Linked DNA regions of Homo sapiens: region 1 is linked to region 2. A link is an interaction called in ENCODE POLR2A ChIA-PET data of the cell type or tissue named here. Cell type or tissue: Panc1. All regions are shown on one strand. Each heading gives the region's core, and the rest is flanking DNA. Links, peaks and the distances in the headings are about the cores only. Region 1 has its middle 27 kb from the start of TSEN2. Region 2 has its middle 26 kb from the start of PPARG.

What was found. ChIA-PET counts read pairs that join two places held together with the same protein. Peaks named below come from ENCODE experiments on the same cell type or tissue, not always from the same donor. Only the 100,000 strongest peaks of a DNase experiment are listed, where the experiment ranks them.
Region 1: POLR2A ChIA-PET joins it to region 2 with 6 read pairs; 3 of 35 experiments call an interaction of 5 or more read pairs at or near these places.

Annotation. Positions count from the first base shown.
Region 1 is chr3:12,455,949-12,458,863 of GRCh38, reverse strand. No RefSeq gene overlaps it. Among named protein-coding and RNA genes, the nearest start is that of TSEN2, 27 kb to the left of the region's middle. In Panc1, for the core only: no CTCF peak of the experiment used is centred there; no DNase peak of the experiment used is centred there; H3K27ac peaks cover 1,521 bases.
Region 2 is chr3:12,261,451-12,264,365 of GRCh38, reverse strand. No RefSeq gene overlaps it. Among named protein-coding and RNA genes, the nearest start is that of PPARG, 26 kb to the left of the region's middle. In Panc1, for the core only: no CTCF peak of the experiment used is centred there; no DNase peak of the experiment used is centred there.

The sequences.
Region 1 (2,915 bases), core at 325-2,824, 190 kb before region 2:
AAGCAGTTGAGCTTGATGGAGATGGGCAGCGCACCCAGGAAGAAGGCAGAGGACTTAGCCCAATGTTACCTGCTGTGTATGTGTTATCTTCGTCAGACCTGCCCATCATGCCTGCTTGACATTAGAGGAAATTAAAGGTCAGAGAAAGGGGGTGATATGCCCAAGTAAGGAGTTCCAAAAACGTAACAGTCTGAGGTAGACCAAGAGATCAGAAACAAGAGACCAGAGGTGGGATCAGGTCTAGGTAATGTGGCTCCCAGGAAGCAGAGTGACTTTTTTTTTAAGCACACATACATTAGACATAATTTAGACACGTTATAAAGAGCTCTGCGTTTGCAATGAAGTAAATATGACTCTGAAGGACTGTCTAGTTTGCTAGGCTGTGCTAATGATTAGAGAGCCTGCTCGATGAGTAGCTACTTACCAAGCTCCTCCTGACTACAGGGGATCGAGATTACAAGAGGTAAAATAACACCCCTAATTCCAAGAGCTTCCCAGGCTATGGTGTGGTTGGACAAAGTCCTACAATAATCTAAGTTTGACTGTGATGAGGATCAGAATCACAGGACTATGGGAGAACTAAGGAGGGAGTCAGGGAGCATCTGGCATTGAAGGGTGAATTCACTGTTGACAGCTCAACAAGGCTTTGTGGCCCTGTGTAGCTGGAACTCATGGGTAGGAAGGGCAGAGGCTGGAAAGGCTGGCTGATGTCAGATTGTGAGGGTCTTGAATGATGGGCCATTTTAACTTTATCATGTAGGTCATAGGGAGCCACTGAAGGTGTTTGAGCAAGGGAATGACACAACCAGAGGGCTCTTTAGGAAGACTGATCTGATGGCTGTTACACTTGGAGTCAACAGGAAAAATAAGAGTGTTCTTTAGGCCCCTTCCTTTTTAAAATTTATTTATTTGTTTATTTATTTTTTGAGATGGAGTCTCGCTCTGTTGCCCAGGCTGGGGTGCAGTGGCGCAATCTCAGCTCACTGCAACCTCCGCTTCCATGTTCAAGCAATTCTCCTGCCTTAGCCTCCCAAGTAGCTGGGATTACGGGCATGCACCACCACGCCCAGTTAATTTTTGTATTTTTAGTAGAGATGGCGTTTCACCATGTTGGCCTCCCTTGATCTGCCTGCCTTGGCCTCCCAAAGTACTGGTATTACGGGTGTGAGCCACCACGCCCAGTCAATGTATTTATTTTTTTGAGACAAGATCTTACTCTGTTGCCCAGGCTGGAGTGCAGTGGTGCAATTATAGCTCACTGTAACCTTGAACTCCTGGGCTCATGCAATCCTTCTGCCTCAGCCTTTCAAATAGCTAGGACCACAAACCTGTTCCACCACACTCAGCTAATTTTAAAAATTTTTTTGTAGAGATGAGATCTCACTATGTTGCCCAGGCTGATCTCGAACTCCTGGACTCAAGCAACCCTCCTGCCTTGGCCTCCCAAAGTGCTGCAATGACAGGCATGAGCCACTGTGCCTGGCCTGGGCCCTTTCCTTAGGCTCCATGACTGAATGAAAGAGCAAACATGATGAATTGAACACCTACTATGTGTTAGGCACTTGCTGAATTTAGAAATAAATAAATGTCTTGTGTTAATGCGGTGATTACTCAGTCACCAGAGAGCAGATGATAATTTGGGGAATGGGCAGTACTGCTAAAACCCAACACCAAGGAGAGGGGCAATCTCCAGCAAAGAAAGACACAGAAGAACCACAGGATGGTCAGGAAAACTCGTTCAATAGCCTGGAGGCTGCTCTACAGCCACCCTCAGAGTTCACAGTGACGGCGCTGGCAGTGAAAAAGTCACTGATAGTCTGGGTGCTTTGCTTGCCAATGCAGGGAACCACTTATTTTATCATGAACGTGAATAAATATGCAATGAGCACAAACAAAAACAGTGACAGGTGCAGCCCCTCCCTCTGGGTCCTCCTGGGCTATTGGGGATAGCTTGAATGATGCTCCAGTGAAACCAGATGAAGTGGGTGAAGCTGAAGGTGGACGGTGGGCCACACAGAGTGGCCTTCTCAGTGCTCCTGCCTCACCTTTGATTAAAGGTGGGCCATGGGGCTGTGGCCTTTAATCCAAGACCAGATACTCTGAGACCCACCACCTCTGTATTGCCTGGGCTCAGGCCACCATGCACAGGTGTTGCTGCCACTAACCAGAAAAATGGCTGTCAGTCTTGGGCTTCCAGTCACTGCAGCCACAGAAGGGGAACCTCCGTGTTGTGCTGCTGGAGATAAGGTTTGGGGGGCTGATGTCCACTGTCCAACTCCATGACTCTCAGTCGAGATGCATTCCTGCCAAGCCTCCAGCTGCTTTGTCCTGGATACCACAAAGGCAGATGCAGGCCCTGAGCCCACCTTGCTCAAGGCACGTGCCCAAAGGCCACCTGATCCCAGCTCAGGCACCAGTGGCTCCAGTTACTCCCTTCCAGAAAACCTAAGGTCCTAAGAGTTCAAAAGAGGGCGAGGCCATAGAAGGCCAGAATGACCGTGGAAGTGAACCAAGAAAGACGAAGAGAAGAGCTTAAATGAAGTAGGACAGAAAATATTGAGAAGGGGAATAGAAAACAGTGACAAAAGCTGCAATTGCCTTTTTGTTTAGGGTAGGTGTATGCTCTTGGCAGGATAATTCGTTGGCCTATTAATTTCTGCCTTGTTCTTGTGAACATACGAGAGACCCAAGAAAGAGGCCAAGGCCCAAGAAAAATCAACTTTCCTCCAGAGAATGTCATACCCCTGAAATCCTGTGCTCCCAGAGGTGGTGGAGCTGACTATTCTGGAGGAAGAGGGGCTCAAGGGCTAGACAGAATAGAAATCAGGGGGCTGTGTCCATGGAGACTGGTGGAGGCCTGGGAGGCGGTCTGGAGCTGAGCCGCCGATGAACCTGCCGGCTTGGAGGCCCATGGC
Region 2 (2,915 bases), core at 210-2,709:
GAACATTAGCCATTATTTGTTTCTCAGTAATTTTCCATATGCCAGTCATCCTATCTTGGAACTCCTCCTCCATCTCAGACCAAACCTCTCTCCTGCTGCATGACTTTTCCCATGTGACCCTTTAAATAAATTCTAAGATTTTTCCCATAATTAATTAATCTCAGAAATCAAAATGAAACATGTCACCAGGGCCTTATTTAAAGCCAAGAAATCTGTTGGCTATTATCCAGCCTTCTTTCTAAATTAAACAACCCCAAATACTATTCTCACCATCCTTATTTGTTAATATTAGGCATTTTCTCCTCAGAGAACGAGGGCCTATACAACAAAGACTTTTGATATGTGCACACCTTAACAAGAAGCACACTTATATTTCATTTCAATGATATATAAGGACGTTTTCCTTTAAAATTTCCACATCCATGTGCTTTAAAAAGACTCACATAGTAGAAATGAAATTTCCTGAGTAAAATACTACCATTTTTCATTTTCTGAATGATCCAAAGTATAACAGCTCAAAATCTTTTCTCAAAGTCTGACTCTTTGGGCCTAGTAACAATTTAACATACAACTAAATCTTTATGATTTACTGATGGGTTACTTGAATTATACTTTATCTTTGGTGACTCAGCTCTTCCCCACCTTTGCCACTTTGCCAAGTTCAAGGATGCTGGGAAAGGAAACAGAACTGAGTCAGGGTCAAACATGTAGAGTCTAATCATGGGGTGTGTGTGTGAGAGAGAGAGAGAGAGAGAGAGAGAGAGAGAGAGAGAGAATTTGTTTAATTCCCAAGCCAAACTCAAGACGGTCCATTGTAGTGCTGGAGGAGATGGTTACCCCATTCTCCATGATGTTTTTATGTCACAGGGCCATGCCTGTATCAAACATCTCATGTGTGCCATAAATATATGCACCTACTGTGTACCCACAAAAATTAAAAATAAAATAAAGAAAGCTGGAAGGCACATTAAAAAAAGACTGTTATTTTTTAAAGTCTCTCCCGTTGAGTTAGATAAATTGTTACACATAACTAAAGAGAAAGCTGGACACTTTCTTCCTGCCTTCCTTTTCCCCTTTTCCCTCCCTCACTCCTTCCTTTCTTCATTTCTAATATTCTCATTTCAGCTTAAAGCAAAAGGTTCTTTAGCAGCAGGGTAGGTAGGATACCCTACATCTAACCCTCAGCTTGATTTCTTCTAGTCCTTAGGGTGACATTGACCTGGCTCTGAGGACCAGTGCACCCCAACTGCTCCGATGTGCTCTCTCGGCTTGTTGAGACCACAGCCTCTGCACAGCAGTTCACCCCAGAGCCTCCTGTGCCTGGCTGCCTTTGTCCTTCTCTCTCCTCTGTTCGCTCCCCACTCATTCCCGTCTGCCTTTCTCTGTCTCTGTCTCATGCCTCCCTGCATCTCCACATCTGCTGTTCTTCTCTGCTTCTCTTTCATTCACTAACATTTTCTCCTTTTTTCTCACTGAAACCTCGAAACTATAATAGAAAACATTTTTATTCTTGAATTTAAATAGAAAAGGTGATTTGATAAATTAATTTCTTTAAAGATATCATTGTTGCAACTTCTAATTTTTTTTCCAACAAGTTGGTGACCTTTGACGGAAACACAGCAGCATCACTGCAGCTTACAGAATTACTGCTTAGCAAATGCATGAGACATTCAGAGGGACTTCTGATCAGTTTTCTAAGTTTCTTATGATTATCTTTTTTTTTTTGAGGCAAGGTCTCACTCTGTCACCCAAGCTGGAGTGCAGTGGCTCACTGCAGCCTCTGCCTCCCGGGTTCAGGTGATCCTCCCACCTCAGCTTCCCAAGTAGCTGGGACTTCAGGTATGTGCCACCACACACGGCTAATTTTTGTATTTTATTTATTTATTTATTTTGTATTTTTTGTAGAGATGAGGTTTCACCATGTTGCCCAGGCTGGTCGTGAACTCCTGGACTTAAGCCATCCGCCCTCCTTGGCGTCTCAAAGTGCTGGGATTACAGGTGTGAGCCACCACGCCCTGCCTCATGATTATCTTAGAAAGAAAACATAATAAACATTGAAATGCATAATGATCATTTGTATTTTTGTTTGAGACGGAGTCTCACTCTGTCCCAGGCTAGAGTGCAGTGGCACAATCTCGGCTCACTGCAGCCTCTGCCTCCTGGGTTCAAGTGATTCTCGTAACTCAGGTTCCTCAGTAGCTGGGATTACAGCTGCCCACCACCATGCCCAGCTAATTTTTGTATTTTTAGTAGAGATGGGGTTTTGCCATGCTGGCCAGGTTGGCCTCGAACTCCTGACCTCAAATGATCTGCCTGCCTCGGCCTCCCAAAGTGTTGGGATTATAGGCCTGAGCCACCGCACGACACCTGAAATGCATAATGCTCTTTCAGCAGGGTTGCCAACTTTAGCAAATAAAAATACAGGATGCCTAGTTAAATTTGAATTTTGGATAAACAAATCATTGTTTAGTGTACATCCCATGCCATATTTGAGACAAATTTATACTAAAAAAAGTACTTGCTGTTTATCTGCAATTCAAATTTAACCAGGCACTGTGTATTTTGTAATTGACTATATTCATAATATTTGTGTGTGTATATATACATGTGCGATATTTGTGAGCTGGGTGTTTTTTTTTTTTTTTTTTTGAGACGGAGTCTAGCTGTGTCACCCAGGCTGGAGGGCAGTGGCATGATCTCGGCTCACTGCAAGCTCCGCCTCGCAGGTTCACGCCATTCTCCTGCCTCAGCCTCCCGAGTAGCTGGGACTACAGGCTCCCGCCACCACGCCCGGCTAATTTTTTTGTATTTTTAGTAGAGACGGCGTTTCACCGTGTTAACCAGGATGGTCTCGATCTCCTGACCTCGTGATCTGCCCGCCTCGGCCTCCCAAAGTGCTGGGATTATAGGCGTGA